Linked DNA regions of Mus musculus: regions 1, 3 and 4 are each linked to region 2. Evidence: chromatin loops called from intact Hi-C (ENCODE). Cell type or tissue: left cerebral cortex. All regions are shown on one strand.

Region 1 (8,000 bases), 74 kb before region 2:
CACGTCTGTGTGGGGGTCTTGTGCACGCATGTGTCTGAAGTGCCTGTAGAAATCAAAAGGAGGCGGCAGATTCTTTAAAGTTGGAGGTAATTATCAGCTGCCTAGTGTGTGGCCGAGACCCCAACGCTTGTCCCCAGTGAGAGCAACACCCGTATTTAACCAATGAGCCATCTTTCCAGCTCCCTTACAATTTCTGAAAATCAGCCAGGCACTGTAGTGAGCTCCTTTGATAGGGAGGCAGATGTTGGTGCGATTTTCCCTTGGGAGGCTTTTTTACTGGGTTCTAATACCTATTACCCTTCCGACCCCACAACACTAGGTAGGAGAGAAAGGTTACGGGGGACGGGGTCATGGCCTCTTTCAGCCAACAAAATAGACTGCTTCCCGATGATTAGGGGCATTGGGTTCCCTGGGACTGTCCAGTCTTTGCCGTCAGGATATCTCCAACCCCTCGTCTCTCTGCTCATGAACACTTGACAAACCGCACCAGGAGCGGCAAGGGGAGCAGCAGCCTCCTTGGCCCTCTTGGGGAGCTTCCATTTATCTCCTCTTCAGAATCCCCAGAGTTCAACTATCTGAAGCTGGCAAGGATCTCACCCCTGCTAGTGCACGAGGCAAACCATAATCACCTGCTATGAGGTAGCCTCTTATCCCATACCTGGGATTAAAGCAAAAAACATTCACATATCATAACTGTTTTTTTTTTTTTTTGGTTTTTCGAGACAGGGTTTCTCTGTATAGCCCTGGCTGTCCTGGAACTCACTTTGTAGACCAGGCTGGCCTCGAACTCAGAAATCCGCCTGCCTCTGCCTCCCAAGTGCTGTGATTAAAGGCGTGCGCCACCACACCCGGCCATAACTGGGTTTTTAAAGAAACCAAAATTCTCACTACTGGCAGAGGCAGGCTGATCTCTGAATATGAGGCCATCTGGTCTGGTCTACATAGCAAGTTCCAGGCCAGCTAGGGCAATATAGTTAAGACACTATCTCAAAACAATAACTAAGGCCAGGGTGTGGTGGCACATGACTTTAATCCCAGCACTTGGGAGGCAGAGGCAGGTGGATTTCTGAGTTCGAGGCCAGCCTAGTCTACAAAGTGAGTTCCAGGACAGCCAGGACAAAGAAACCCTGTCTCGAAAGACAAAAAACAAAAACAAAAACAAAAACAAAAAAACCCCAATAACTAAGAATTTTAAATTTATTCATTTGTGTGTGTATGGTCACACACACGTACCAAGGCAGGTGTAGAAATCAGAGGGAAACCTGCAGGACTCACTGCTATTCTCCATTGGGTCCTAGGGATTGGACTCAGGTCAACGGGCTTGGTGGCAAGCACCCGCATCAGATGAGCCACTTTGCCAGCCTATCTTCAGGTAAATATTTTGCATAGAATTGTAGTATTGTGGAGCATGCATAACTTGGCGATTGTTGCTAATGCTACCAGCTGTAGTTAAATTCTTCCAACATGTCATTTTAAAAAATTGTTTTGCCCAGGCAGTGGTGGTGCACGCCTTCAGTCCTAACCCTCTGGAGACAGAGGCAGGTGAATCTCTGAGTTTAAGGCTATCCTGGTCTACAGAGTGAGTTCCAGGGCAGCCACTGATACACAGAGTAACCCTGTTTTGAAAACAAAACAAAACAAGCAAACAAATAAATAAAACCTAATTAAAATGTAAATACTATTCAAGTGTGTTTTGACTATGTGTGTATATGGGAGCATGCCTTGTACCTAAGGGCCAGAAGAGGTCGCTGGATCCCCTGGAACTGGAGTTTCAGAAAGTTGTGAGCTGTCGTAAGGGTGCAGGGAACTGGACAAAGGTCCTCTACAAGAGCAGCAAGTACTTGTTACTGCTGAGCCATCTCTCCTGCACCCTGTCTTTTTTTCTATGTCATCTTGGCAGGACTGGAACTCTCTACACTAGATTGGCCTCGAACTCATGGATCTTCCTGCCTCTGCCTTTCATGTGCTAGAGGGAGATTCAGAATGTGAAGTGCTCGCCATGCAACTACAGGGACCTGAGCCTTATGCTCGGAGCCCAGATAAAGAAGACAGGTGTGGTGGTACATGCTTGTAACCCTAGGGCTGAAGAAGCAGAGAGCGCAAGATCTCTGGGGCCGGCTGCACAGCCAGCCAATCTGTGGGGAGCTCCAGAGCAAGGAGAGACCCTGTCTTTCAACCGCTGGGACACAAGCGAGCTGCTGTGCCCACCTGGAGTTTACGTGGATTTGGGAGATCCAATCTTTTGCTTGAGCACCGAGACCTTTAACCGCTGAGCCATCTCCCCAGCCCTGGGTGCATTTCTGACTTGCAGTGGGTTTGTTGTTACGATGCTCAAGGTAGGAACTGCTTCAGTAGGAGGACAGGAAACAGACTGGGCATGCGGGGTGTACACTTGCACTTTCGGCCTCAGGAAGGCTGAGGCAGGGTAGGAACTGAAGGCCAGCCTGAGCTGCGCAGCAAGACTGTCTAAAAATAAATAATAAAGGGCCGGTGGGGGAGAGAATTGGCTTGAGCCTGAGCTACGCTGCAAGACTGTCTAAAAAAATAATAATAAGGGGGCGGGAAATCAAGCCAGAAACAAGAATTATGAAAAGAATAGTTTAAAGTTTAATTGCTCCATTCCTCTGGACACAACCTCGTCCTTCTCCAGCCCATGCCCTCCTGGTCCCCCTCTCCCTTTTCATGGGCCACAGATATGCTTGCTGCTTCCAGCTCTTTACGGTGAGTCTACATCTCGTCAGCTTCAATTCCAAACTTTATGAAAACTAGGAGGTAGCTTGAGGTGAAGTGCTGTCATCTTTACCCCTAACCTCTGGCATTCATTGACTCAGAGTTTAATGTGTCGCTTGAGTGAGGAAGTCCCCCTGGGGGAAGCCTCGTGACCAGTTACTTCTCTGGCCCGTGTGGGTGCTCTGAAGTGTCCACAGACCTCTGTAAAGCTCCTGCCGGAGAGAGGCTGACAACCTTCTGGGAAGTTTCCCCAATTCTTCAGGAGCCAGTGCTGAAGCACCAGAATTCCTCAGGGTGGAGGGGAGAACTTGTTTCGGGCCATGTCTAACTCTCCCTGGCTCCTGCCTCTCACATGCTCCTGTTGAATTTCCTTGGATTCACCCTGTTGTTTCTCACCTCCGTGCTTTTCTGTATTAGGCTAAACTGGGTGTCTGACAGGCCCTAGGCATCACTCTGTCTCTTCAGCTATCATTCCATCTTCAGAGTAAGTATGCCTTCTGTAAGTCTCCCCTTAGACCCACGAGTGGGATAGGATGCCCTCGGTTGGTCTCTTAGCTGTGGAGCACGTGTCCACTCATCACAACCTACATTTCAGTTGAACTGTGTGGAGCAAACATTTGATTCAGAGGCTTTCCTCTGCAGTCCTCTGCTTAACCAAAAAGGGAGAAAGAGAATAACATTTAATAACCCATCTGGTGCCCCGAGCACACCCCTAAGAGGGTGAGATAGGAGCTCTGAGTGCGTCTTGGCCCCGGCTTGTTTTGTCTTGGGACCCTCTGGCCTCTCTGGATGTGATGCTGGTGTTTGAAGATCTGTTGTTTCACAAAGCAGGATACACCAGGATATCGGGGTGTTGGGGGGGCAGAACCAAAGCAAGCAAACAAAACATAAGAAGGAAAGAAAGCAAAGTTTAGTCACTCACAAGTTTAGCCATTTCTAAAGCTGTAGGAATGGGGTTCAGATCCTTCTATAACCAACACCACCGATGGCCTGGGTAAAGTAACCAACTTACCCAGACTTTAGGTCACGTGCTGTGCCTGAGCATCTTATGCGGCTACACTGAGGCTTAATGAATAACCGGCACAAGGTGGACTATTAGTAACAGTTTGTCTTACCCCGGCTCACATAGCCCTCCCTCCTCTACCAATGGATTCTCTCCTTAGAAGACATAAAGAGGTGACACGCTGAGCAGGCCTTCTAGAAGAGGCAGCATATTCAGAGTTCCACCTGCAGGTCACTCCCTGGTCCAAGCCTGTAGCAATATCGCTCTTCAGAAGACTGAAGTAAGAGAGGGAGAGGCGAGAGAGGAGGAAGGAGAAAGGGACAGAGGGGAAAAGTGAGGGATAGAGGGAGTGAGAGAACGAAAGGGAGAGGAAGAGACAGAGAAATATTGATTATATAAGCCCCTACCGGCATTTAGGATCTGATCCTGGGGGCGTCTACGTGATCTCATCGAGTCCCTCTTCCCAGCTTTTTGTGCTACCTTGTTATTTTATACTTCACTCTTTCATCCGAATGGGTATTCAATTGAGCCGGCTCCGATAACCAGTGGCTCCTTAGTCAGAGGCAAAAAAGTTCTTTGGCTGGATGCTAGATGCCTCGGTTACGAAGCAGGAGCCTGGCTCCTTCCTCTTCAGCTAGACCAGTGACTGCTGCTTCGCTGCTGGAGCTCCATCCTTTGCAGCGTGGCCGCGGGAAAGAAAAGTCAATTTTTGCAAACAGTAGGCTCTTCATGTGTAGTATAATCCAGACAGCCTAGATCTGTACTCTGCAAATGCCAGCCCAGCAGTCGGGCACAGGATGCCCTCTAGGGAAGTGGTCCGGAGGGGTCAGGGATGCCCAGGCAATCTGGACCATTGGAACTCTCCGCCCGCTAGAGAGGAGACCAAGCAAGACCTTTCCGACGGCACCACCCCCTCAGACCCAACAGGACGAGTCGCCCCTAGCAACAGCAGCCGGCAGCTAGCTCCGACCGCGCTGATTGGCGGAACTCCAGGCGGCCGTAGCGTCACTTCCGGCAGCCGGAGGCAGCGGAGGAAGCCGAGGCGCGGCCATCTTGAGTCTGTAAGGCTCCTGAGGTGCCGGGAGCGGCGGTGGCAGCCGGCAGGGCGAGGCCGGGCGGAAAGCGAGCCGGAGAAGGGAAAGCAGCCGGGCGTGGGCGCCTCCTCCGCGGCTCCCTCCATGGTCGGCGCCTGCAGGCCGCGGCGGCCTGTCTTGCGCTCCATCTCCGCTCCATCCTCCTGCGCTGCTGCCTCTTCAGGGGCTGCCGGCCGCGCCGTGTCGAGCCCCCGGGGCTGAGCTCCGCGGCGCTGCGGCTGCGAGCGGCGAGGAGGCGCGGGGCCCGCGAGGCCCGTGAGGTGCCCTGAGGCTTGCGGCGGCGGCCAGCCGGCCCGCTTCCAGTGCGGCCGCCGGCGCTGGGGGAGAATGAGCCCCGGGGCCCGCGGGCGCACGGCCCGGGCCAGGCCGGAGATCTAGACTCCGGCCAGGGAGGGCAGGGCCCGGAGGCTCGCGGCCGCTGCTCGCCGGCCGCCCAAAGCTGGGCGGTTTTGTTTTCGCCTTGGCGTTGTGCGGAATCAAAGCGCAATAAGATGTCCACTAGGACCCCTTTGCCAACGGTGAATGAACGAGACACTGAAAACGTGAGTGGACTGCGCTGCAGGGTGGCAGACCCTCAGGGTGGTAGCAGGGGGATCCAGCCCAGATGCTCCAGGCAGGGGTCAAGGCGCAGCCCTGTCCTGCGGCGCGCGTGCGGCCTGCGCGCTGTCCTTACGGTCGGCTGAGCATTACCCGTCCGTGCGCTGCTGCGGCCAGTGCGCGGTTGAACACAACTCTCCTCTTAACGTCGGGCAGGGTCTGAGCCTGCCAGTCAGACCTAGGTGCAGATTAATAGGATCCAATCGGGTCGAGCGGAGCGCCCTTTAAAAGGGGACTAAGTTTAATGACAACTGCCAAAACTAAGTGCCCCGTGGAGAGATCCTTGTGGGCCCCCGTAGTTCCCGCACTCACAAGAGTAGTTCTCTGCTCCAGAGCCGCTGCCTTTATCAAGGAGTAGCTTCCCGTCCTTGGCAAAGCTAAATCTGTTCGGAAGCAGCGGGCTGAGTGTTTTGAGAAGCAGATGTGAAGCTCTGCTCTGTTCTGCTGCCCGGCCGAGGGACACCCACTGGGTTGCCTTTTCCTTCCGCTGCAAAAGGTTGGCTTGGAGTAGCTCTCAGGCCCGGTCCAGTGTGCACACCCAGCAAATCTATGTAAAAGGATTTTGTTGGAAAGGACCTGCAGAACCAAACCAAACCACAGCCTGGAGCAGCATTGCTAGGGAGTGACAAACGTGTAGTAGAAGTTCTACTGAAGAAATGTTTGACCTGCCCAAGTGTTTTTTGAACTCTTCTTCCGCATCGGATTCCAAAGTGTTCCAGCCTAGCTTTGTCCTCTGTAAAGCATTTAGTAAATAACTTGTAAAGAAACTTCACTGGCCTTTCATTATGCGGAGCTATGAGGTAACTGCTGGCAAGAAAATGCAGTCTCTTTGGAAAAGCTTTCATGCTTCGGGTGTTTTCATGCTTTGAAAACCATCCTTAGACATGGTGACCTAGTGGTATCAAATGCCTTCATTTTAATCTTCAAAATGACACTTGTGCTTGATAGCTATTAGGTAATTTAATCTATTTGGTCTAAGTCATCTCTGTGGTGTGTTACTATACAGTTGTATATGTTCTTCCCCCTGAGATAGATAGAAGATTTCCTAACTGGGAGAGCTTAGACTAGACCTTTTCCCTCCTCTTCCTTCCTCACCCTTCTCCCCTTCTTTCTCTTTTTTTTCTCTTCCTCACTTCTTTGTTCCACAGTTCTTGCTGTGTTGCTTGGGCTGTCTAAGGGAGCCTCTGCCTCAGTTTCCCCACAGCAGAGGATACAGACACATCCACCTGAGACCTTTCCTCTTTATGTTCTTTTGAAGAAACTTATCTTTGACCTGATTGATCATCATATTCTTTGGCTACCCTAAAAAATGAAGCAAGTAAATCAGTTGATTGGCTTTGATCATTGAAATCAAAACTTTAGGTAGAACTAGAACTTATGCTTTCTAAATTGAAGAAACAGGTTTATGATAATGAAAGACACCATTTTAGTCTTCTTTAAATTTCTATACTATCATCTGTCTGTCTATCTAATCTGCCATGTCTGTCTGTCTGTCTGTCTGTCTATCTATCTATCTATCTATCTATCTATCTATCTATCTATCTATCTATCTATCTAATCTGCCATGTCACTGTGTAGCTCTGGCTATCCTGGAATTCTCTATGTAGACTAGTGACCTGCCTGCCTCTGCCTCTGAAGTGCTGGGGTTTAAAGGCATGCTCCACCCTGCCTGGCTTTAACAGTATATTTCATGGGGGTGGGAGGACTCAAGGAGAAGTAGTCTATTTTTAGTCTGGAATGCATGGTTTTAGGTAGTTATTTGTGATTATTTTAGACTGAAGTGGCTCATTCTTCCCATGTTCTTTGTCAATTTGTTAAGTTGTTTTGTGATTTTGTATGTGGTAGAATTGCTACCTTTGTTTTTAAAAACAACCTAAGGGCTAGAAATGTGCCTCAGTGATAGAGAGAAAACTTTAGGATGTGAAGGATGCCTTATTCTTTTTCTTTTTCCTTTTCTCTTCTTTTCTCTTCCTTCCTTCCTTTCCTTTCTTCTTTCTTTTTTTGGTTTTTCCAGGCAGGGTTTCTCTATATAGTCCTGGCTGTCCTGGAACTCACTTTGTAGACCAGGCTGGCCTCGAACTCAGAAATCCATCTGCCTCTGCCTCCCAAGTGCTGGGATTAAAGGCGTGTGTCACCACCGCCCGGCATATGCTTTTTGTTTTTGTTTTGTTTTTTTGGTTTTTTTGGGTTTGGTTTTTTGAGACAGGATTTCTCTATATAGCCTTGGCTGTCCTGGAACTCACTTTGTAGACCAGGCTGGCCTCGAACTCAGAAATCCACCTGCCTCTGCCTCCCGAGTGCTGGGATTAAAGGTATGCGCCACCACGTCCCGCGCTTTTTGTTTTGAAGATAGGATTTCTCTGTGTATATCTGGCTGTCCTGGAACTCACTCTGTAGACCTGGTTGGCCTCAAATTTAGAGGTCTGCCTGCCTCTGCCTTCTAAGTGCTGGGATTAAAAGGTGTTTGCCATTGGGTTGGAGAAATGTCTCAGCTACTAAGAGCATCGACTGCCCTTTCAGAGGTCCTGAGTTCAACTCCCAGCAACCACATGGTGGCTCACAACCATGTAATGGGA
Region 2 (8,000 bases):
CATACTTCCTCCAAAAAGGCCACACATCCTAATAATACCACTCCCTAGACCAAGCATATTCAAACCACAACATTCCACTCCCTGGCACTTATAGGCTTGTTCAAACACATGTGTCTGTGGGAACCATACCTAGCCATCATGTAATGTAAAATACATTTAGTTCAACTTCAGAAGTCTCCATGGGCTACAACAGTCTCACCAATGTTTAAAAGTACAAAGTCTCTTCTGAGATTCATCCAATCACTTAACTGTAATCCCCTATAAAATCAAAATAAAAAGCAGATCACATACCTCCAGCATCACAGGATATACATTACCATTCCAAAATGGCAGAGAGGAAATCCTAGATAAAAGCAAGACCAGACTCCACACTCTGCATCTCCATCTTTTGCCCGATGTCCATCTTTTTTGCTTTGTTGACTGCAGCACAATTCTTTCTCTTTGGCTGGTTCCACTCCCTGTTAGCAGCTTTCCTCAGCAGGTATCTCACAGCTCTGGCATCTCAAACATCTTGGAGTCTTCAACATCACAGCTTTTTGTCCCAGTTTCTGAGTTCCACACACAATCTTCTGGGCTCCTACAAACAGCTTGGGTCACTTCTCCAGCTCTGCCCTCTGTAGCACTCTAGGCTCTGCTTGACTCCACTCCACTGCTACTGCTGTTCTTGGTGATTATCCCATGGTACTGGCATCTCCAGTACACTGGAGTCTTCCACTGCAACTAGGCTTCACCAATAGCTTCTGGTAGGCTTTCTTCATAATGACAAAGGTCAAATCCTTTACATGACCCCTTCAATCCTGGGCCATCACCTGCAATTAAGGCTGCACCTTCATCACCTTAACTGTCCTCTTACAATGCCAAGCCTCAGCTGTTCTCCATCACTCCTTCATGCCTTCAAAACCCGTACCACCTGGGTAATTCTTACACATTACCAAGTACAGCTGCAGCAAGAGGTACAACCGTGGCTATCTCTGGAACACAGCTTCTTTGTGCTCACAGAAAAGACTTCCCAGAAGATTTCACCTCCGTGATGTTGGTCTCCCCTTAATCACCACTAATTTCTTTTTTTTTTTTTCCTTTGTTTTTCAAGACAGGGTTTCAATGTGTAGCCCTGGCTAACCTGGAACTCACTCTGTAGACCAGGCTGGCCTCCAACTCAGAAATCCACCTGCCTCTGCCTCCCTAGTGCTGGGATTAAAGGCGTGTGCCACTACTGCCCGGCACCACTAATTTCTTAACCAGCATCAATTGTCCCATTAGTACCTCATGTTCTTCACTCTAAAGCCAAAGCTACATGGTTAAAGTTACCAAGTTCTGCTGCTTGCTGGAGCTGGAGCATGGCCCTCTTGTTCAATTACATTGTCAGCAGCTTTCTGTTTTCCAACTCCCTTCACTAGCCTCACAGGTCATCACTAGCCTTACGGGTCATCACTAGCCTCACAGGTCATCACTAGCCTCACGGGTCATCACTAGCCTCACGGGTCATCACTAGCCTCACGGGTCATCACTAGCCTCACGGGTCACAAGCTATCTCTGAAGGAAATCAGAGCAGGAACTGGAGGCAAGAACTGAGGCAGAGGCCATGGAAGAGCTCTGCTTACTAGTGTCTCAGCTTGGTTTCTTCTACAACCAGGACCACCCACCTGCCCAAAGGTGACTCCACCCACAGTGGCCTGGGCCCTCCCACATCGGTCATTAATCAAGAAAATGCCTAACTGACTTGCCTATATATAGGCCAGTCTTATGGAGGTATTTTCTCAACTGTGAGTCCGTCTTCCCAGATGATTCAGGGTTAGGGTTAGCACAGGACACTTTGTAGACTGCTGGTTTCCTTCTGCTTGAATGTTGAGAAAAATGCTATTGGGGCGGTGGGGAGGGTGCTTGTGCTCGCCCTTAATCCCAGAACTGGAGAGGCAGAGGCAGAGGCAGAGAGCTCTCTGAATAGACCAGTGTGGTCTACAGAGCAACTTGTACCATAGCTAGGACTGTGCAAAGAAACCCTGTCTTGGGAAAAAAGAGGAGCAAAACACTATTCCTATTAGATTTTTAAAATGAGACTAAGCAGAGCGGTCCGTGTGCGTAATGACGGTGCTTGGGAAGCAGAGGCAGGGGATCTTAACAACTTGTCGTAAGCCAGGCTAAAAGAGAACCAATTCCGAGGGGCCGACTCTATGTGGTGTGTCTGAAGCTGTTGTCAAGGTAATACTGAAGGCTTTCTGTCACTCTGACACTCTGTCCATAAGTGGTCCTGTGCTGAGCTTTCCCGTCTTGGTAAAAGGGCCTCAGTGCTCTTTATGAGGAGTAGATGTCTTCTGGATAGGAAGGTTCTAAACTGTGATGTAATGCCATAGGATGCTCTGACTATAATGACTAGTATGTCCATGATTTAGTCATTCATTTCAAGGGATACAGGAGAAAGGTACCATGTGCTAGCGCCAAGTTTTTACCAGTACATTTATATAGAGACATCTCCTTTAGGATGTGTTATTTTAGGCAGAGTTTGGAGAGCACATATAGAAGTAGTCAAACATATAAAAGTGTTATTTTCTTTAGAAAACGAGATTTTTAAGCTGCTATTTGCAAAACCAGTTACAGTGCAGTCAGCAATTGTCCCAGACCCCAAACAAGGTAAAGAGACTTTTAATCTCAGGAGGTGTGCAAGGATCTCGGGAGAGGGGGTGTGTTAGACAGCAGGCTGTTCTTTGGTCACTGTTCCATCACACTGTTGTTTCTGCCTCTGCCTGAACCCAAACCCTCTCCCAGCCTGACAGAAGTGTTCGCTTACGCAGCTAGCCCTGCCTCACTCTGTGCCACATCTACCTGTCGGCTAAGACATCAGAGGTCGATGTCCGTGTCAGCCTCTGGGCACCCCAAGATGGTGTTACCTCCAATAGACAGTGAAGGCGATACCTTCAAGGCTATGTAAGAAAATGCACACTCCCGTGAAGCTAATGTGTACCCACTGCTGCTTAGTTTTGTGCTGTGGATTTTATGGTCCCAGATTTTGTTGCAGTTGTTCGCAAGGTGTTGTTCCTCCATACAGTTTTAGTTAAGCACATCCTGTCCCGTTGTATCTGTGGTGTCTGTGGGTGTGGGTGCCTGTCTTCATGCCTTGGCATACTGCAGAGGGCATAAGAAACCCCTCTCCAACCTGCTTTCAGCATGTGGGATTTTATATTTATACCATCTGTGTGCTTCCAGAAGTTTTTGGTTGGCTGTTCTTTTCACATGCAAGTCTTTCTTTCCTTTTGTCACAGTTCTGTGTGGAAGCAGCTTGAAAGGGAAGTAGTGGGGGAAGCTGAGTTAGCTATTCTCCACCGAATATTAATCTTGATCTTGAAAATGTACATACACTGTACCCCTAAATTCTTTGCGCTGTCTCCTGTCCCGTGCCTTTCATATCCGACTGAGCTTTTCCTTCCAAGTCCCGTAGACCTGGATTCACAGTGGCTGGCTTCCTTCACTGTGTGACAGATAGATTGTGCCTGTAAGTCTTCCTGTGTCATGTTGGGAACAAAGATGTCTTTTTTTTCTGCTGTCCTAGCGCTATTCCAGATGAGAGAACTCCAGTTGCTTCAACCCACAGTATTAGCAGTGCGACCACCCCAGATCGCATCCGCTTTCCAAGGGGCACAGCCAGCCGTAGCACTTTCCATGGCCAACCTCGGGAGCGGCGAACCGCAACATATAATGGCCCACCTGCCTCACCCAGCTTGTCCCATGAAGCCACACCGCTGTCTCAGACTCGAAGCCGAGGTTCCACTAATCTTTTTAGTAAATTAACTTCCAAACTCACAAGAAGGTAAGTGTCACATGATGCTGATTCTGTTGCAACAACAGCAGCGAGAGAAGTAAATGCCCCTCCTGGTGTTTGAGAGGCTGCTGCCTGGGCCCTGCAGTCTTCTCAGCTCATGTGCTTAGACTTTTAGAGTTCTAAAATAGAATTACTAGCCTTTGGGAAGAATTATTCTTCTTCAGTTTTGATTTATATTGTTCACACATCCATCCACATGGCATACCCATTGCAGTTTAGCAGTCACAAGAAAACCAGTGTCACTGTGAATGCCTCTAAACCCGCAAGAATCTCTCTCTCCCCTGAGTCTGGCTTGTTACTAAGCATCCTAACCACTGAGCCATCTCGCCAGCCCCTAAAACTGACACTTCAATAATCATTTGAGTGTCATTAGAACCCTCCAACTTGTCTCCTTTTTGCTCTTTTGGTAATTTGCAGTGATTTAAAATACCAGCACTTGGGAGCTGTATAGGTGTAAGTAAGAATGATTGCTAGATAAGCATGCGGCCACAGACTCATTGCTCAAGCCTGTGACCACAGCACTGTGGTGGACAGAGACAAGGCAGCTGTTGAAGCTTACTGTCTGCTACACTAGTTTCACGTTCAGTAAAGACCCCATCTTAGGAGCTTACAGAGATGGCTCAACAGTTGAGCTGCTCCTGTAGTGGCCCCAGGTTCAGTTTTTTGTGCCCACATAGCAGCTCTCAGTTAGCCTAACTCAGTTCCACGTAGCAGCTCCAGGTCCAGGGGCTCTGATGCCCTCTTCTGGCCTCCATAGGTACAGCATGCGTGTGGTGTGCTTGGTGCAGACAAAAGACCCATACATGGAAGGAAGGGAAGGAAGGAGGGAGGGAGGGAGGAAAAGGAAGATCCTGTCTGCAGGAGTGAGAGCAAAATGCCTGATTCTGTCCTTTGGCCTCCGAGCTCACTTGCCCACACACCACATAGATCCAAGCAGGAAACAAACAGCGGTATGCCGCAATGGGGTTGTCGAGATGGTCAGTTGCCCTCTGACCTTCCCCTGTGGGCCGTGTGCTCACACTCACACAGGCATATTATATGAGTGGATAGCATACACATAAAATGTTATTAAAGGCGTGTACTTGGTAGGCAGAGGCAGGCATATTTCTGAGTTCCAGGCCAGCCTGGTCTACAGAGTGAGTTCCAGGACAGCCAGGGCTACACAGAGAAACTCTGTCTGGGGGGAGGAAAAAGTTTTTAAAGACGAAAGATCAGCTAATATGTGAAGGCTAGTTTGTGCTAAAATACATAGGGAGGTAGCTATGTATGTAGTTTGTTGGTTGGGTTTTTTTCTCTTTTTTTTTTTTTTGGTGGTGGTGGTTTTGGATTTGGTTTTCTTTTTTGTTTGTTTGTTTTTGTTTTTGAGACATGGTTTCTCTGGCTGTCCTGGAACTCACTCTGTAGACCAGGCTGGCCTCAAACTCAGAAATTCCCCTGTCTCTGCCTCCCGAGTGCTGGGATTAAAGGCGTGCACCACCACCACCCGGCTGGTTTTCTTGTAGATCTATTAATTTCATGTGTACAAGTGTTGCTGAAATGCATGCCTGTGTACCACATTCATGCCTGATGCTGGAGGAGGACAGAAGAGAGTGTCAGGTCCCTTGGAATTGTCATCTTGGATGATTGTGGGACATCATGTGGGTTCTGGGGATCAACTTGGGTCCTGTGAACGAGCAAGTGCTCTGGCTCTCTTCAGTGTCTGAGACAGGGTCTTCTGTAGTCCTGGCTGTGCTAGAATTTGCAGTGCAAACCAGGCTGGCCTCAAACCCACAAAGATCTACTCTGCCTCCCTAGTGCTAGAGTGATAAAGATGTTCAAGTCCACACCTGACTTTATAGTTATTCTCTACCTATACATATATACTTGTATATTATGTAACATCGGGCTCATGCACATTGTATGTAACCTGTGTAACTGCGCGCACACACACACTCTTAAAAATAAACCAATCTGCCAGACCTTGCAGGCAGTATATAGCTCCAGCCCAGACACAGGACCTCGGATCGGTCCACATGATCCCAAGCATAGTGTAGGTCTTCAGTCTGTTTTCCACTATCTTTCCTCCACCTTATTTGTATATTAAAAGACATTTGGAGGAAGAAAAATTAAGAAAAGTATGTAAGTTTTATGTCATCAGTACCTTTTGACTTAACTAGAAAATCAGGAATTGAAGTGTATTTTAAAAACTTCGTGAGCTGGTGAGATGGCTCAGCGGGTAAGAGCACCCGACTGCTCTTCCGAAGGTCCTGAGTTCAAATCCCAGCAACCACATGGTCGCTCACAACCATCTGTACTGAGATCTGACTCCCTCTTCTGGGGTGTCTGAAGATAGCTACAGTGTACTTACATATAATAAATAAATAAATCTTTTAAAAAAAAAACTTTGTAAGAGGTTCGAGGGCTAGCTCAGGGTAAACACTCACTACACTTTATGAAAGCCCATGTTTACCCCACATGTCTGCTGAGGTTGTCTCCTACTCCAGCTCTACACAGTCCATCACCTTTTTTTGCCTTCCTTGGGCCCTGTTACCCTTACATACAGGCAAAACCCTCATACACCTCATACAACCTTGTTGTCTAGGCATGTAGTTCAGAGATGTAATCCAGAAGGCCTGAGCCAGATCTCCAGGGCTGGGAGAGGGGGGTGGGGACTGGGAATCATTTTGAAATAATACATATTTTTGTGGGGTCTAGTTAAGAGTATTTTACATGCACAGTCTTCTATATAGTGTTTATCCTGCTGGGTACCATTGTTTGGTCTGTATGATGTGGACAGCAGTTAGTTGTCTGTAACATAGACTATAATGGAATACCTTTCATTCTGTCTAAGCAAGTGTGTCCACCCTCTGGTTCACAGGCTACATGCACTCTAGAATAACTGTGGATGGCGCCCAACACAGTTACAGATGACAAGGGCAAGAGTTTGAACTTCCCTAAAAGCAGTGCAAAGATAAACCCCAAAGGAAAAGTTCAAAAACTGTGTTACACCGTCATGTGTGTGTCCATTATAACACTGGACTGACTGTTCCTACTGACACTTGCCCAGAGGTGCCTGTTGTGAGAAAGATCTTGTCAGATTCTGTTTGGTACAGCATATACGCCTCTTTAAATTTGTTGTTGTGTTTTAGTTTGGTTTTGTTGTTGTTTGAGACATGGTTTCCTGTAGCCCAGGCTGGGTTCAAACTCACTATGTAGCCAAGGATGGCCTTCAAGACAGATATGCCCAGTCATGCCCCATTCATGAAGTACTGTAGATGAACCCCAGAGTTTTCATGCATGTTATGCAAACACTACCAAGCAGAATTACCAGCCCTACCCCCTTTTTAAAATACGTGATCTTGCTATGCAGCACTGGCTCTGGAAGTTGATATTAATAGACCTGACTGGGCCCAAATTTACAGCACTTTCTACCACTGTCGAGCTAGATTGTAGGACCATGCTATCACACATCGCTCAGTGATGATCCGTTTCATGTCTAAACGACTTGTAATTAGAGCTTGTGTGTTTATGCAACAGAAGCAAGAGTTCTGCTCTTTAGATAATCTGTAGACATTTGAGAAATGGTATTTATTACATGTACATCCCAAAGTACTTGTTAGACGACATTGAATTTGCAGGCGTGGTGGCAGATGTGTAATTTCAGCACTCAGGTAGGAAGCAGGTTGCAGATACAAGGCCAGCCTCTGATACACACAGCAAGTCAGCAGTAGCATGACTGTGATCATGATCATGTTCTGTTTGCTTGGTTGGGTTTTGTGGGCGGTTGGGGTTTTGTTTTTGTCTGTTTGTTTTTGTTTTCAAGACAGGGTTTCTCTGTATAGCCTAGCTGCTCTGGAACTCACTCTGTAGACCAGGCTAGCCTCAAATTCAGAGTTCCACCTGCCTCCTCTACCTCCTAAGTGCTGGGATTAAAGGCGTGTGCCACCACACACACTGTTCATGATAGTTTTTAAAGACTGAGTTTTGTTTTAAAAGATTTTTGTAATGAATTTAGTTACTATGGCTAAACAAGTTTTTATGTTTCAAATTAAGAACCACACTCAAATGTTTACAATAATTTTACTTTTCAACAAATGCTGCTTTTATTAATATTGACCAGAAGAGGAGCCCTGATGTTTGTTTTTGTTTGTTTTTTCTATTCTTTCTATAATTAGATTTTCTGTTTAATTTGTAAAAGTCTTTTCTG
Region 3 (8,000 bases), 220 kb before region 2:
CGGTACCAGAGAAGCCCTCCAAAGTCACAGATGGCGTCAGCAGGCAGGCAGCCACTGGGACAGAGGCTGAGGATCTGGAACCCCAGGCAGGTAAGGTCTCACACAACACCATGAGAGAAAACAGAGGGTAGAGGGGGCAGGAGCTGAGCTGGGTATCCCAGCAGACTCTCCTCGAGGCCTAATTCACCCAAACTCTGCCTTCTGCACACATTCTTTTAGTATCTAGCAAGGGAAGCCCTTTCCTCTCAACACAGCCTTTGGGCAAATGAGAAACATCGGGCTCAGCTAAGTGACTTGCTTAGTGTTTAACAGCAACCAGTAAGAGGTGGGATTTGAACCCAGATCTGCATGACTGTAGAGCTATAGGCCATGCATGGGACTTTCACAGCCTGGCCCCTTGAACAAACCCATCCTAGGCATTGGGCTCTGACCACAGGGTCACAGAGGTTCATGGAAGCCATGGTTACTTGGAGCAGCAGCTAAGGGTCAGTTCGGGGGAGGACAAATGGAACTTGGACTCTGAAGAAGGGATCCAGGCAAAGTAGAGAACTCCTTGAACACAGGGTGGGAAGAGAAAGGCACGGCAGAGAGACTAGCTCTGGACTTAAGGGCAGGACACACCCTGCCCGAGCTCTGACCCTATTAGACCTGTAATTACAGCCACGTATGATGTCACCAGGACCAGCTCAGCAGAGATGGAAGAGAGGATTAGGGGTCGGGGGTGCAAGGTAGAAGGTACTGGTTACAATATAGCCAGCTGTGCAGTCAGGAACTAACCCAAATTGCTGTTTTCAGCCATTTGTTTGGGGCCCTGTCACTGTTCCTTCTAATGTGACTATTAGCAGGGACTTCTGGCAGGTAGAGCAATTCAGTTGTGCACAGGACAGCTGGGCAGTGGCCAGGTGGCTCAGCCCAAAGCTCGCAGAGCAACCTAAATATCTGGATTAGTACCAGGACCATAGATGGGTTCCTCTCATTACGCCCTTTCTCACTTGCGGTTGCAGAAAGTAAATCCGTGGCAGACCTCATCACTGAGCGGCAGCTAGTGAAGGCCTTTGAACAATTGCGGTACCTGGAGACGCAGCTGGTAGCCGACAAAACTTCCCGCACCTTTACACAGGACCCCACCGCCTATGCTCGGCGCGCTATGGACCTTTGTCTACATTACGACGGAATGGCTGCGGAGATCGGAGCCATTGTGCGCGAGGCGCTGAGTTCCGAAGGCGTGGATCGAGACGCTCTAGCGGAACTGGCCCAAGTGGTACACTTGGAAGAGGAGGCCCATCAGACCTCCCAGGCCGAGGGTGATTTCTTGAGTACACCCCGCCACTGGCGTATGCATTGGGAGGACGCGGTGCGTCTCAGCGCTCAGGAGCGCGTACAGCAGGCAGGCGCAAAAGTCATCCCCGGGGCTGCGGAGGGCTCATCCGACCTAGCCCAGCTTCTGGCTGAGCTCGGCGGTGTGGTTCGCCACGACCTGCAGAAGGTGCGCTTAGAGATGCAGCCCGCTTACGAAGCCACCGACTTCCCAGTGTGGGAGACCTACTTGCGTGCCTTCCACAGCGCTGTGGCCCAGCGTCTACAGGAGCTGGCGCGAGACGCCCGCGGCTGTGAGCAGCTCTATGTGCTGTTAGACTGGGCCGCTAATGTCTATGGCAGGTGAGGCCTGAGCTAGGGTATTTTAGGCAGGAGCGGGTACCATTAACCAGCAGGAGATCACGGAAAACGGGTACAAGAGCATAGGACACCTTCCTTCCCCATCACTGGCAAAGGCGATGGGACACGAGGAAGACTGGGGACTTGGTCATCCTTTGTGCTAGGCTGTGTGCTCCCATCCCAGGTTTTCCTAAGGGACTACCCATGCGCAGATTCCCAAAGCTAGAAAGTCTCTCTTGTGTACTTCTCACCAGTGCCAGGAGCCCCATAAAGCAAAGCTAGTCCATAAGATGGCTGCAAGTGGGAAAAGGTGGCTTTCCAGGCACACCACCACCCAGCTTGCTGCCCCTCTGGGTGGGCATTCACATGCAGAGTGCAGCCTGCAGGGGGCTTCCAACCTGCTGTGTAACTAACTAGGGTGTTTTAGGTCCCCAGATGAATGGGCCCCAGCTTTGCCTCAGGCAGGAATAGGTAAGGGAGAAGGCTGCCGGAGTCCTGGCCTCTTTAAATTGCCAAGTGATCTCAAGCCACTATCAGCCCCTGTCCGGGACACCCTGATTTGGGTTAGATGGTGATGGGGCCGGGGGATGTCGTTTACAGCTCAGTCTTCGAATGTAGGCTGTCCACGAGGGCAGAGGTCACATTGAGGCCCATCTGAACGGCTCCTTAAGCTTTCTGAGCAGGACCAGCTGTTCGCTTGAGGGTCACGAAGTCTGCCCCTTCCGGAGGTTTCATGGGAAGGGAAGTGATGGCATAGAACTCTGGAGGGCAGGGGAGTGGAATGTGTCAACAGAAGAAGTTCAGAACTCTAATAATGACTTTAGACTTTTTTAAAAATGTATTTATTTATTATATCTTAAGTACACTGTAGCTGACTTCAGACACACCAGAAGAGGGCCTCAGATTTCATTACGGGCGGTTGTGAGCCACCATGTGGTTGCTGGGATTTGAACTCAGGACCTCTGGAAGACCAGCCAGTGCTCTTAACTGCTGAGCCATCTCTCCAGCCCCATGACTTTAGACTTTAAGCCAGGTTAGAGAGAGGAGGTAGCTGGTGGAGCATCAGAGGTCCGCCTGGGTCCTAACAACTCCCTCATCCCGGAATCTTGCTTTTTCAGTCCTGACTTCCTGGGCGCCCCAGACTTGGCGCTGCCCACCGAGCCGCTGCCCCCACTTCTAGAGCCTGCTCTGTGGGCTCGACTGGAAAGTGACTACACTAGCTTCCTAGAGGTGAGGCTGGGGAGGCCCCGGGCTCCAGAGGTTGGGTCCTACAGGAGGTTTGATGTGGAGGATAGGGGTTGTGCTGGCAGTGGTCCTGTAAGCGATGGACCATGACTGGAGTCCGGTGACGCTAGTCCTTGAAGGCGCAAAATGGAGTTTGGTAGGCAGGGGGCGCCCTTACCTTCCTCCTGGAAAGCTTCTCACCACAGGCCACTCCTAACCCTACAGACCAAGATCACAAGCTGTTTTGACAGCATCTTGCAGCTGGAACAGAATCGCTGGGAAGCCGACGAGGACCGGGAAGTACTGCAGGGCCTCTACCACGCGCCCCTGTCCATCGATGTGCACATGGTGCGCCCGGGAGGGGGTGAAGGAAGGGCTATGTTCAGGACTCAGGCTCATGTCGGAGATCCCTCAGAGCTAAGTTTTACTGAGAGAGGAACCTGTGGAGTGATCTAGACTCTTGGGGCACATGGCCAGGTTAAATCACAGCTCTCGGGTCTGCCGGTGAATTCTAGTAGCTGTGTGGAAGGGGGGGAGGTGACTCTCACATTGGGGCCACTGAAAACCTGCAGCGATGGGGTGGGCTGGGTTCGGGACTCAACTGCTCTCAACATGTGGCATCCCTGGCAGCTGGTAGCTGAGCATGTGAAGGCAGCTGGCGCTATCTCCGCGGAGCTGGAGGCCACTACCCTGCAGATCTGCGCGCGTGCGCTCTGTCTCTTTGTGCCCAGGTACGGGTGGCATTCTCTGTCCAGGACGGATACCCGAGAATGGGTGGACTGAGTGTGAGGCCCTCATCACGGTGACGACCTAACGGGGGCGCAGACCTGAAGTCAGAGAAATGATTTTTTTCTGACCCCCAGGTTTGAAAAGGCTTTTCTGGCGTCGAAGGCAGTGAGCGAATGGTACCTGGGTGCTTACATTAACGCCTGCGTGGAGCTGAGGTAGGTCGCCCCAGCTCCAGGACGTTGCCGAACACTGCCAGCAGGAGGCGCGCGAGCTCAGGAAAAGAGATCAGAAGCAGTGGCGGCTAAGGGCAGGAGTTGGGGAAGCGGCTTAGTGTGAATTCCTGTGGGTTCCCCAAGGCCTTCTGGGATTGTCCCCTCTTCACCTTGGCCTTAAAGTACTCAGCAGGGCTAGGGCCCTGGAACAAATGAGGGGCTTCAAGGCTGATCAGAGACTGAGGAGATGGGGCTGTCCTGGTCCCTGAGTTCTCTGTTTATTCCCTCCATCCCATTCTGTTCTTTTTCCTGAGTTACCTTCTCCTCCCAACCCCTCTACCTCCCCGCGTCTCACCCTGGACCATCCTGGGCGCCTCTTCCCTCAGAAAACAAGGTCTTCTCTATTTGGCAGAGACTGCTACGGGTACTCCAGACCATACCACATGCACACTTCCCCACAGATATGCTAGTCTGGGGAATACAGCCATCTAGGCCACCTTGTGGGGTTGGACCCAGCATTGCCCATTGTTAGCTGTGTGCGCTGGGGCAAGTCACTTCATCTCGGTGCCTCTTAACTCTTCTAACAAAGCCAGAGCCTGCTTCCACAGGCCATGGGGACTGAGTTCATATGGACTCTTAAAAAAAAAAAAAGATTTATTTATTTATTTATTTATTTAATGCATATAAGTACACACTGTAGCTGCACGGATGGTTGTGAGCCTTCATCTGGTTGTTGGGAATTGAATTTAGGACCTCTGTTTGCTCAGGCCAACCCCGCTTGCTCCGGTCTGCCCCACTCGCTCCAGTCAACCCTGCTCCCTCCGACCCAAAGATTTATTTATTATTAAAATAAGTACACCGTAGCTGTCTTCAGATGCACCAGAAGAGGGTGTCAGATCTCATTGCAGATGGTTGTGAGCCACCATGTGGTTGCTGGGAATTGAACTCAGGACCTTTAGAAGAGCAGTCAGTGCTCTTACCCACTGAGCCATCTCACCTGCCCCCTCATATGAGCACTCTTTATGAGCACTGTGATACACTATGTGCCTGCTTAATCCACCCAGTGTGACTTCCCAAGCCTAGGGTAGCCTGGGACAGGTGGGCAGGTGGATGCTGGTGCAACCAGTAACCCATGCAGCTGGGTACCTGCCCAGTGGGACAGTATCATTCTCAGAGGCAGGGATGAAGCTCATTGGAAAGTTTCTGCCGGGCCTGGCTGTGCTACCATGTCCCATCACCAAGAGGCATGGAGGTCTGACTCAAAGCTGCCAGACAGGACCAAAGCAGCCACCCTGTCACCCTGCTGCCAGAGTTAATGATTGGTTCTCAGGGCTTTGATGTTGTCCTTTTATTCAGTTCTGCCCCTGGGTGTTACTTTGCACAACTCCAGGGACATTACAAGCTAACTCAGGGATTCTCAACCTGTGGGTCCCGACCCCTTCCACAAAGGTATCAGATATCCTGCGTATCAGGTATTTGCATCGTGCTTCATTACAATTATGAAGAAGCAACTAAAATGATGTTATGGTTGGGGGGGTCACCACAACACAAGGAACTGCGTTGGGAAGAATAAGAACCGCTGAAAAATGAACGAACGGGAGGCAGACCAGTGCCTTGCCCAGCCTGCAGGGGTGTGCCCCGGGGGAGGGGTCTTGCTCCTCTGCCTGTTTTTCTGTTTCCAGCTCACTCCGTGTCTTGGCTCCTCCCCAGAACCAGTCTTCTGGCCAGGTTCCCAGGAACCATAAAGGAACTGGAGAAACCCCTAGTGGCTGCCACCAATAGCTTCCAGAAACATTTGCTCCAGATTGTACAGCAAGACATGCAGGTGAACTGGACACTTCTGTGCGCCCCCCTCCCTGCCCCCCGCAACCCCGGTACCCATCTGTGCTCTAAAGTCCAGGCCTAGGTCACACCATTCTTTTGCCCTCTGTGAGTTCTCCCAGAGCAAGGGTGGGTGGGAAGCACTCACCAACCCACTGCTGCTCCTTCTGTTCAGTGGGGTGGTGGGCCAAGAAATAAGGCCTTAAAGCTCCTTGACCAGACAGACACTCAAGGTGCACCCAGCACACACCCTAAGCAGGGCCTGACAAGACTCTTAGACTTTTCCATACCCATTGGAGGAAGCATTATGGGAAGGACCTAGTGATAAAACCTGTGCCTAGAAAAGAGGGCTGCACCAGGGAGCCCAGCACGGAAGGGGGTTAGAAACGGTGAACAGAGCTCACTTCCCATGCCCTTCTGTCCCCAGCCTCTATTTAAGGTGCTATATACCAAGAGCTGGCTCACACAGGACACACTTCGTCCCCTCATGGACAAAGTGGTGGACTTTGCACATCATCTTGAGCATGTGACCCCACCACTGGCACAGGTACCAGGAAGTGGGTGGCTGGCATGGGTGTGCAGAGCCCATGGCTTTGATCCTGACCACTACCATCTCCCTCTCCCAGGAGACACTGCAGGAGGTGCACCGTTTTGTGGTCCGCGAATACCTGGGGCAGGTGCTGAGGCCCCACGAGAGGTTCAGTGGCCAGGATCGACTGAAGGGCTCTAATAAGATGAACCTGGATGCCCAGGCCATTAGCAACACCTTCCAGGGCTTGGTAGGAGCAGCGTCTGACTGTCAATCGGGCTCAGTCTCTGGCCAGCAAACCCAGCCAGGAACCCCCTATTCTGTTGTTTTCATCCTGTAAAGAGCCCTCACGGCGGGTGAAGCAGGAGAAAAGAGCTTCCACTAGGCGGTTCTTCAGACTCCACAGGGAAAATGGCAGTGGGGCTAGACTCTAAAGGGGCGGGCACAGGAGGGGGTTTCACTTTACATTGTATTTGCATACATTTGTGGGTGAAGGCAAAGAAGGAATGAAGGTTATGATGGGCAAGGTCTGTGGGAGATCTTTCCCCTCTCGGGAGCACTTTGAGCCCAAACCCCTTATCTGGGCTGCTGGCCTCCTACTGGTGACAGGTTCCAATCAGCACTTTCCTGGTCAGGGCTCGGATTTCCCGTCTGTGCAGACAGGAAGAAAACTCTCCAGAGTCACCGCAGATGTGGTCTGTGGAATCTTATTCCCTGACTCCGTGGAATCTTCTTATGGGCAAGCCACCCGCGGCAGACACACGGGAAGGGTGTTTCTGGGCACTACAGGAGAGGTTTGTAGGCAGAGACTCCTTGGGGGAGATGAACCACGCACATATCTCCCTGTTTCCTTAGGGCTCTGAAGCCAAGTGGCTGGACCAAGCCATCCTGTCTGTGGCTGAGATCCTGGGCGAGACATACAAAGACGACATCCGGCGGCACCTGGAAACACTTATACGGAGCTACCCGGACATCAGGTTAGCAGATCCTCCTTCCCTCCTAGAGTCAGGGGTCACTGGAACCTGGCACTCGCGCCTTTAGCAAAGTGAGTGCAGGCGTGGAACGGAGGGAAGAGCGAGCTTGTCAGGGCCGAGAGAACTGTGGCTTAGTCGGGAAGCGAACCGCGACGGACCCGTGTGCGCATGCCCGCGAGGAAGGCGCACAGGGACCGCAGGCAAGAGGACCATCCCCTCCCTCGTGTTCTCCACCATCTGTGGACGGCGTGGCTCCACTCTCGGGCTCAAACCCTCTCTGGAAGCTCTCTGAGGCCTCGGCAGCCATGAGGAGGCTCGTGTGGGGCAGTGAATCATCAGAGCCCTTGGAAATCCCGGCTTGGCTCTCTCCAGTGCTCTCGGAGATTCCGGGATGGAAAGATCACTGAAAGCCCCTGGTCCAGCCCCTTCTCTGGCTCCTTGCTGCTCGCAGCTTGTTTGTTCTGGTAGATTTTGAATACGGACAACAACGACCCGACCCCGTTAGTTCCTTCTAAGTTTTCAGTTTCCCTACCGCTCCTCGGGGGTTCCCCAACTGGTGTTTGGCCCTTCCTCCCTGGCTCCAAAAGTGGTCTTGGATGGCTGCGGGGAAGCAGTGGGGACGCAGTGACTCAGGGTGCCCCTTTGTACCTATTCCACCCACGTCCACCCCTCCACCACTTCACCTGTCACCCTACACCCCCACCACGCTCTGTCTTGCACACTGTGAGGACATTCCCCAACCTGCCGCCTGGCCTGGCCTGGCCTGGCCTCTACCTCCCTAGCATTCTGCCAGTTTCTGGAGCCTTCCCTAGATCAGAGTTCTTGCGTTGCCTCTGCACAGAGCTTCTTTCCGCT
Region 4 (8,000 bases), 110 kb before region 2:
GATTTTGAATTCACTTTTGGTCATTTAGGGATCAATGCCTTTCACTATTGCCATAGTTTTTATGCTGTTACACAATCCCATACGGTTGCAAAACCCGCAGTTTAAGAAGCTGTGATTTAGGGCACCAGCCCTCAAGGCAGCCAAGGCTTCTGCACTCACCAGATAACGCTCACTCCCTTCTGGCATCTCTGACACCTTGTCTTCTCTGTGCGCACTTAGGTATAGGCTGGTGTGCCAGAAGAAAACATGCTCGTGTCCTGTAGCTCCTCCTCCAGCACGAGCCAGTGATTGAAGTGACTGTGTGCAGCCTTCAGAGCTGAGACCCAAATGTCATAAAGGGTGTGGAGCAGCTGACCCACCAGGGGGCTCCTCAAAGTGGCTCTACCTAAGTGCCCACAATGTCTGACTGCTCAGAAACGCATACTTCTAGTTCAGGAAGAGTTGGTTTTAAAACTCAGGGGACCAATTCAAACTAAAGAGACTCAGAGACACCAATGTCTAAGCAACCAGCCAGTCAATTTCCTCATTTACCTCTGCAGCAACTATTCATGTCAGCTATCCAGGGCCAAAATGCACAGCCCATGGACAAGGATTTCATAAGCACCAAGTGTCCATCGCTTAACAAACTGTAAGTACCTGGCTGACGGAAATAACATCCAAATGAGGTGGCGACAGAAATAGCAAGGGAAATGATGCAATAAGCTTGGTGTCACACAAGCTTGCGTTCAGAAGCTGCCTACAGGATATTAAAGGGCTGTTGTCACCTGTAAAGCACAGGTCTAACACACCCCTTACCAGACTATTAGTCACTTACATACAAACTGCCCACTTAGACTCCTCTGTTTACTAGGGAGGGCTATGTCATACGCTGACCCAGAAAAGCTCTGAGAGCCAAGAGAATTGGGCACACATGCTAGTTCTGTAAGTTACAGAGGAAATGACCTTGGAAAAGCAGCTTCATCCCCCCCCCTACCCTCAGGCTTCAGTTTTCTTGTTTGTAAAATGGGTGTAAAAATTCCTCAGTATTCAAGGTCTTCTTAAAGCTGTAGGATATTAGAATCTGATAAATGGCGTGATTACGAGTACTTCTTATTGTAAATAAATAAAATTAATTTAAAATTTTTTACAAAGCACTTAGCTGGGTGTGCTAGTACCTGTCTGTAAGCCCCTACTAGGGAGGTTGAGGCATGAAGCTAGCTATGAGTTTGGGGCCAGGCTGGGCTACATACTGAAAGGGCATCAAAGTGATTCTTAGAAGTTGTCCATAATAACAGCACTAAAAATTAAAAGCAACACTAGCATAAGCTTTTATATTTTCATCTCCTTTGTGGCTGTCCTGGAACTTGTTATATAGGCTAGGCTAGCCTGCCTCTGCCTCTGGAGTGCTAGGATTAAAGGTGTCAGCACCCCTGGCTCCTACAAACTTTTAAAATGAAGTTAAACATCAGGCCATCGAACATACAGAAAAGACCACTTTGTATAGTGTTACCAAAAATACTTTTGTGAGACAAGCCTCTTACCTCGGACTGGTTTCACACCCTTTTCTGAGAGTTTCTAAAATATTGCCATTTGAGTTCAGCCAAGCAAAAACTCAATCTTTTCCAATACTGCCAAGTCATGATCCATGGCTCACAGAGGCACTGCCTGAGATCTTTCCACTTTAACGAGGGGGAACCTGGATAAGCACAGAGCCGTAAAAACTGTAGAGCCATGGACTGTGAAATAAAAGCTACAGAAGAGACACAAATCTTTCAGTTCTGCATCTTGTCTTTAGTCTCCCTCACGGACATGGTCAATTAGCTTTACAGAGCTTTTAAGTCATGGGGAAATAACCTTGGATTTGGGCAAAATAAAATTGATCTTTCCATTTTAACCTTGTTACAAATTCTACTGGCGTAGAACAAAGGGCAGCCCTTCTTCCACAACACTGCTCTTTCTCCCCATCCAGGAAACCAGGCAGCTGCTGACTAAGCCAGGCTGCTGCTCTCAGAAGCCCTGGGAAGGTGGAACAGGTATTTCTATATTATTAGTTGGACTCTGGGATGATTTCAACTCTCAGTCGAAACTTTTACCAAAAAAAGAAGTTTTTTTTTTCTTTTAAATAATGGAAGAGTGTCTAGGAAAGAAAAAGTCCGGGCTCCTCTTCCGAACATAAATTGTTAGTAAATAAAACACTGTTGCCTCCTCGGGTGCACCTGCAGGGAGTCACAGTCACCAACCAGCCTGGCCTTTACAGACCGGGCTGGGCTGGACGGGGTGGCCCTACGTGGCGACTGAGCCCCGAGGCGGGGGGATGGCCAAACCTCGAGGCACAGCCGGACCTGACTGGGGTCGAGACCACCCTAAGTTGCGCGGGGACCCAAGCTACACAAAAAAAGGTTTCTATCGTGGGAAACCTCAGAGCCACAACCGCGGAGTCTCGGCTCGGCGGCGGCTTGGCTCCCCGAGCTCAGGGAGAGGCACCATATGGGATGACAGGCACGGGCCAGGCAGCAGGAAGGGTGGTGGGAAAGAGGCAAGGGGAGCCGCAGTGTCGGGAGCCTCCTGGCGCGGTCCAGATGAGCAGTTAGATCACGCGTGGCCCACAGAGAAGCACCGTGGACATAGCCGGCCCGGCCCCGCCCCGAGAGAGGACTAGGCAGGCGCCATAGTGCCTGAACGCATAAACTCAGAGCGAGCCGGGCTATCGCGAGACCGCGAAGGCCTCTGGGAAGGACGGAGTTGGGGGGGGGAAGGGAAGGGAAGGAAGCTGGGACAGGCAGGAGGCGGGCCGAGACCACGAGTGGAGCCCCAGGAAGTGGAGGGCGGAGAAGCGTGAGATCGACGTGCATGCGAGCCAATGACAAGAGAAGTTGGGAGGGCCTGCGGCCAATAAGCGGTGGCTGCCCGGTACAAGGGGCGGGCTCCGGGGCCGAGGGTAGCTTGAGCGCGGCGGCGGCGTTGTTCAGTCAGAGCGAGAACATTCCAGAGGTGAGTCCGCGGGGGGCGGTGGCCCGCGCCCCTGCCCTGCGCTCCCGCCCCTCCACCCCGCGGGCCGCCGGCGGGGGCAGGCGCCGCCCGCCGCTCACTGCCTTGTCCCCGCCAGGTCGCCAGGCTCGGCGCTGCTGGTGTGGACGCGGACGTCGCTGGGACAGTCCCTCCCGCTGCTCGGCGGCGGCACCTGCCCAGCCGCCCCTCCGCTCGCCGCCGGCCCCGCCGCTCCGGACCCGGTTTCCAGCGCCTCTTCCTCCCAGTCCCGGGCGAGCCGCGTTGGGTTTATGTCTTTATTTGACGAAAACGGTGAGTCGCGGGCGGCGGGCCATGGCGGCGGCAAGATGGCGGCGCGGCCGCGTGACCCGCCGCGCGTGTGGCGCAGTTTGGGGGGGGCCGGGCCGTGCGGGAGCGCGCCCGCGCGCGCGCCGTGGCTGAGTCAGGCCCGGGGCGCGTTTGTGACTCAGGGAGGCCGCACCTCTGCCCCGCCGGCCGCCGGAAGGGGGAGGCCGGGCGACGGGCTGCGACCGTCGCGTAGCCATGGGGACGAGGGCGAAGGTCGGCCGTGCGCCGAGGGAGCGAGGGGAGGGAGCCCGGGCGCGGCTTCGGCCGTGGTCCTCGTGCTCCGACGGAGCCAATGGCTCCCAGCCTGGACTTGCCGCCCTGAAGCCCCCGGAGTCGCCGAAGCCGCCCCTCGGCGGTTGGCAGGTCCGGCTCGACGTTTCCCGTTTTACCACGATGGCAGCCGGGGGAGGCGCCATCGGCGAAGTTGGTGGCCCCCGGGCCTGAAGTGAGGGAGAGAAAGGGCCCGGATCCCCTTTTCGGCAGTTACAACGCTGTCGCTCGGCCGGGGCAACCCATGACTCGCCGGTGGCCTTTGATGTGACAATCTCCCGGCGGCTGAGGGAGCAGGGTTTGTGTTCCGTGTTGTCCTCCTCGTTTCGAGCAGTTTCCCTGCCAGTCACAACCCGTGTCAAAATGGTGGCCTCCTGGGTTCCTGGAGTTGTGCTTTGTTACATGGGGATGTCAGCTGTTTTCTCACAAGGACTCGGGCTGTTAGAGCTCGGAGTGTTAGTTGTGTGAGGGACTCGGGGACGGGAAGTTGTCCCGGGGAGGAGTGATGCTAAACCTGTAGGGTTGTTGTGTGTTTTCTCCTTTTCTCTTTCAGAGCTGTTGCGCAGCCATTGGTACCTGTATTGGGGAAACATAGCATACAAGCAAGAAGCTTACAGCCTCAGTGGCGAAAATTTTTTCATGTCAGAGACCGAGAACTCTTGCAGTCGTTTATGTCATCCCTTCTTCTCCAGACAGAAGATACCAAAAAGTTGCAATCAAAGATCTCTTCATCTTATTGATAAAGTCACTAATAAGCCAAAATGTCTGTCAACGTCAACCGCAGCGTGTCAGACCAGTTCTATCGCTACAAGATGCCCCGTTTGATTGCTAAGGTAATGCTGGTTTTTATTTTAGTAGCCTGTTGGTCCGCACACTCTTGATAGGTTTTGAAAGATTACATTTCACAGGGAAGACAGTGCAAAATTGAAATTCTTATTTCCTTTAGGTTGAGGGCAAAGGAAATGGAATCAAGACAGTTATAGTCAACATGGTTGACGTTGCAAAGGCGCTTAATCGGCCTCCAACGTGTAAGTAAAGCTTGGAGAAGCCTGAAAAGGTATATTATGGCTATAGTTTTTACAGTCTTTGAGCTATACATCTTTCCTCAATCATGTTAATTAGCAAGTTGGAACTGCGGACCTACTTGATTGGGTGTCATTAAGCCACCCTGGCTGTATTTCAGTTTCCCTGTAATTTTAACACGGTGAGTTTTTGTATATTCACGTGCAACCAGTGCTTTAGTTAACTATAATGGAATGTCTTGTCTTTATACAGATCCCACCAAATATTTTGGTTGTGAGCTGGGAGCACAGACCCAGTTTGATGTTAAGAATGACCGTTACATTGTCAATGGATCTCATGAGGCGAATAAGCTGCAAGACATGTTGGATGGATTCATTAAAAAATTTGTTCTCTGTCCTGAGTGTGAGAATCCTGAAACAGATCTGGTGAGTGCCTTTTAGGTTTTTTTTCAAGACTATCATGAAGAAAATTGGGTTAAATTAGTACTTTAGATGTCTTCTGGCACTTTTATAATGTAACAAAAACTTCTATCCACTTTTCCTTTTTGGCTGTAGATGACACTTGTTTTTACTTTCCTTAATAGCATGTCAATCCAAAGAAGCAAACAATAGGTAATTCTTGTAAAGCCTGTGGGTACCGAGGCATGCTTGACACACATCATAAACTCTGTACATTCATTCTCAAAAACCCACCTGGTAAGTCTTTTTAATAAATTGACTAGTAGAATAAAAGAAGATTTTTTTTTCTGTTGTTGCTATATAAGAATACACTATGAGCTCATAAGTGAATTTTATTGTTTGTTTGTGCATGGGGTTTTTGAAGACAGGATTTTTCTGTAGCTCTGGCTATCCCAGACCTCTGAATCAGGCTGCCCTCTGCATCTAAAAGGGATTAAAGGCATTCACCACCATGCCTAGCTCTGGACTTTGTGACTTTGACTGTAAGACATTGGAAAATGTCCTGTTTTATGTAGCAATAAGGGTGAAAAATGGCTGCTAAACCAGATGTCTGTTGTTAAGAGTCAAGGCTTATCTATTAAGCTACAGTGACTTTAAAGCATTGCAAGCAACACTCTGTGGCAGATGAACAAAACCGTCTGACACAATTTGAGCTTGCTATAGCAAGAAAGTCTAACCTATTCCGGTGTTCTCTTTCCCCATGAGACAAGCCGTTATATAGGCTCTAACAAACTTTTTAATTGTTGAATTGATCAGGTTTTGGATGTGGTATTGTTTAAATTTATGGGGCAAACTACCTGATACTAACCTTCTAATCTTCAGCCCCAATACTGTGTGTCAGTACTACTTCACCTTATTTTATAACCTGTGAAATATAGTAGTGTATTTGATCCCTGAATCCCCTCAGAATTCTTAGGGTGTTTTTTTCAAGACAGGGTTTTTCTATGTAATATCCCTAGCTGGCCTGGAACTCACTTTGTAGACCAAGCTGGCCTCAAACTCAGAAATAACTGCTGCTGCCTCCCAAGTGCTGGAATGGAAGGCATTTTTTTGTGTGGATGTTCTGTGTACATGTATGTCTGTACCACATGCATGCAGTGCCCTGGAGGCCAGAGGGGAGGGCATTGGATTCCCTGGGACCAGAGTTGTGAACCACCATATGGTTGCTGAGAATCTGAATGAACAACTTTTGCAAGAATAAGTCCTTAGTTGCTAACCAACCACGCCATTCAGAATTCTAAATGTCGTTTTGTTTTAATCATGTTGGCTTTTTCTTCAGAGAGAGAACTATGATAGGTGAGACGGTAGGATTTCAGTCTGATAGTGATACATGAACCATAGGGCTAAATTAACTCTTCATTTCCCTGTAGAGAATAGTGACATTGGTACAGGAAAGAAAGAAAAGGAAAAGAAAAATAGAAAGGGCAAGGACAAGGAAAATGGCTCTGTATCTACCAGTGAGACACCACCACCTCCACCACCAAATGAAATTAGTCCTCCACATGCTGTGGTGAGTATAATGCTATTAAAATAGTGTGAAAAACCTGGTATTAAAGTAAAAAATTCCTTTTTAACTTAATATACAACGCTTAATTAAAACAGTGTGCTATTTATTGGGTGGTGGGGGGTTGAGTTGAACTAAACTGACTATTTTTAGAATCCATTTTCCCTGTTTAGCATTTTGATTTGTTTTTGTTTGCACTAATGTGAAAGGTAACATTTTGTGAGTTTTTGACATGGTCTGTGGGCAGAGGTGCTTGATTCTGTCAATGTGACTAGTTCCTGTACCTAATGATCTTGGCTTTTGTGTAAATAGGAAGAAGAGGAAGATGATGATTGGGGGGAGGATACAACTGAGGAAGCTCAAAGGCGCAGAATGGATGAAATCAGTGACCATGCAAAAGGTCTGACACTTAGTGATGATTTGGAAAGAACTGTAGAAGAGCGTGTTAACATCCTGTTTGATTTTGTTAAGGTAAATTTGTATAGATAACTTTTTCTCTGGTATCTTTGAATTTATTTTTTGGGTGTCTTTTGTTTTCAGTCAGGGTCTCTGTCTAAGCCCTGGTTTTCTTGGACTCCAGTAAACCAGGCTAGCCTCAAACTCACGAAGACCCCCAATTTGCTGAGATAAAAGGCATGTGTCACCACACCCTACCATTCTTTGAATATTAATAGAAGGCTTGCATTTACGTCCTTGCTTATTATTCAAGAAATGTATTGGAAGATTTACAGTGGGTGTTGAACTGTCTTTGGCAAGTGATAAATTGGGTAGAAATCATAGAGAAGGAGGACAGCTCTCAAGCATAGCAAAATATGGCTATATTAAAAATTTTTTTTTCAGAAAAAGAAAGAAGAGGGCATTATTGATTCATCTGATAAAGAAATTGTGGCTGAGGCAGAAAGACTGGATGTAAAAGCCATGGGTCCTCTTGTTTTGACAGAAGTTCTCTTTGATGAGAAGATAAGAGAGCAAATCAAGAAATACAGGCGCCATTTTCTAAGAGTAAGAGACATTTTTTAGGTTTATTATCCATGATTGTCACCTTAGGGCTATAGCTTTAAATTCAGACCATTATATTACCTCCTGAAAATTGATAACCCCCACTTTTTACCGATTCTGGGAGCATCTCTAAATGGTAAGGGTGTCTACATTGACCTTTTTGAGCCATTGTTTCATAGGCTATTCTTTGAGAAAGTAAACGTGCTTAGTAGATACAGAATTGTAGAGCTGTAAATGATTGTTGATGCTGTCTACCTGCAGTTTTGTCATAACAACAAAAAGGCTCAGCGGTACCTTCTTCATGGTTTGGAATGTGTGGTAGCAATGCATCAAGCTCAGCTGATCTCCAAGATCCCACACATCCTGAAGGAGATGTATGATGCCGACCTGTTAGAGGAGGAGGTCATTATCAGCTGGTCAGAAAAGGTGAG

Evidence for each region. Peaks named below come from ENCODE experiments on the same cell type or tissue, not always from the same donor. Only the 100,000 strongest peaks of a DNase experiment are listed, where the experiment ranks them.
Region 1: it touches region 2 in a loop (2.2-fold over the local background); 4 of 42 quality-filtered maps call a loop at or near these places.
Region 3: a loop joins it to region 2, with 3 times the contacts of the local background. A loop is called at or near these places in 8 of 42 quality-filtered maps.
Region 4: it touches region 2 in a loop (2.5-fold over the local background); 7 of 42 quality-filtered maps call a loop at or near these places.

What each region holds. Positions count from the first base shown.
Region 1 is chr12:111,569,733-111,577,732 of GRCm38, forward strand. Mark3 (MAP/microtubule affinity regulating kinase 3) reads left to right here and starts at 4,789. Exons shown (of 18, transcript NM_001370744.1): 1 at 4,789-5,369. The coding sequence starts at 5,319. 2810029C07Rik (RIKEN cDNA 2810029C07 gene) reads right to left here and starts at 4,670. Exons shown (of 2, transcript NR_045295.1): 1 at 4,141-4,670; 2 at 2,585-4,008. In left cerebral cortex, a CTCF peak has its summit at 4,530; DNase peaks (open chromatin) are centred at 3,935, 4,709, 5,556, 5,756 and 1 more place; H3K4me3 peaks cover 4,169 bases; H3K27ac peaks cover 2,637 bases.
Region 2 is chr12:111,643,927-111,651,926 of GRCm38, forward strand. Mark3 (MAP/microtubule affinity regulating kinase 3) reads left to right here. Exons shown (of 18, transcript NM_001370744.1): 15 at 3,545-3,802. Among named protein-coding and RNA genes, the nearest start is that of Ckb, 24 kb to the right of the region's middle. In left cerebral cortex, a CTCF peak has its summit at 4,556 (motif pointing left); DNase peaks (open chromatin) are centred at 2,412, 3,104 and 4,565; H3K27ac peaks cover 1,033 bases.
Region 3 is chr12:111,422,389-111,430,388 of GRCm38, forward strand. It overlaps Exoc3l4 (exocyst complex component 3-like 4), which reads left to right. Exons shown (of 14, transcript NM_001289487.1): 4 at 1-90; 5 at 1,005-1,659; 6 at 2,775-2,886; 7 at 3,106-3,228; 8 at 3,511-3,611; 9 at 3,744-3,824; 10 at 5,532-5,646; 11 at 6,070-6,189; 12 at 6,269-6,421; 13 at 7,027-7,148. Among named protein-coding and RNA genes, the nearest start is that of Exoc3l4, 9.0 kb to the left of the region's middle. In left cerebral cortex, CTCF peaks have their summits at 3,040, 3,862 (motif pointing right) and 6,720; DNase peaks (open chromatin) are centred at 3,058, 3,868 and 7,228; H3K4me3 peaks cover 1,016 bases; H3K27ac peaks cover 256 bases.
Region 4 is chr12:111,535,270-111,543,269 of GRCm38, forward strand. It overlaps Eif5 (eukaryotic translation initiation factor 5), which reads left to right and starts at 2,832. Exons shown (of 12, transcript NM_173363.5): 1 at 2,832-2,970; 2 at 3,086-3,279; 3 at 4,139-4,418; 4 at 4,532-4,613; 5 at 4,861-5,033; 6 at 5,192-5,303; 7 at 6,437-6,576; 8 at 6,883-7,041; 9 at 7,411-7,572; 10 at 7,831-7,995. The coding sequence starts at 4,347. It overlaps Snora28 (small nucleolar RNA, H/ACA box 28), which reads left to right and starts at 5,677; the gene lies at 5,677-5,798. In left cerebral cortex, a CTCF peak has its summit at 3,452 (motif pointing right); DNase peaks (open chromatin) are centred at 297, 2,786 and 3,343; H3K4me3 peaks cover 3,366 bases; H3K27ac peaks cover 3,193 bases.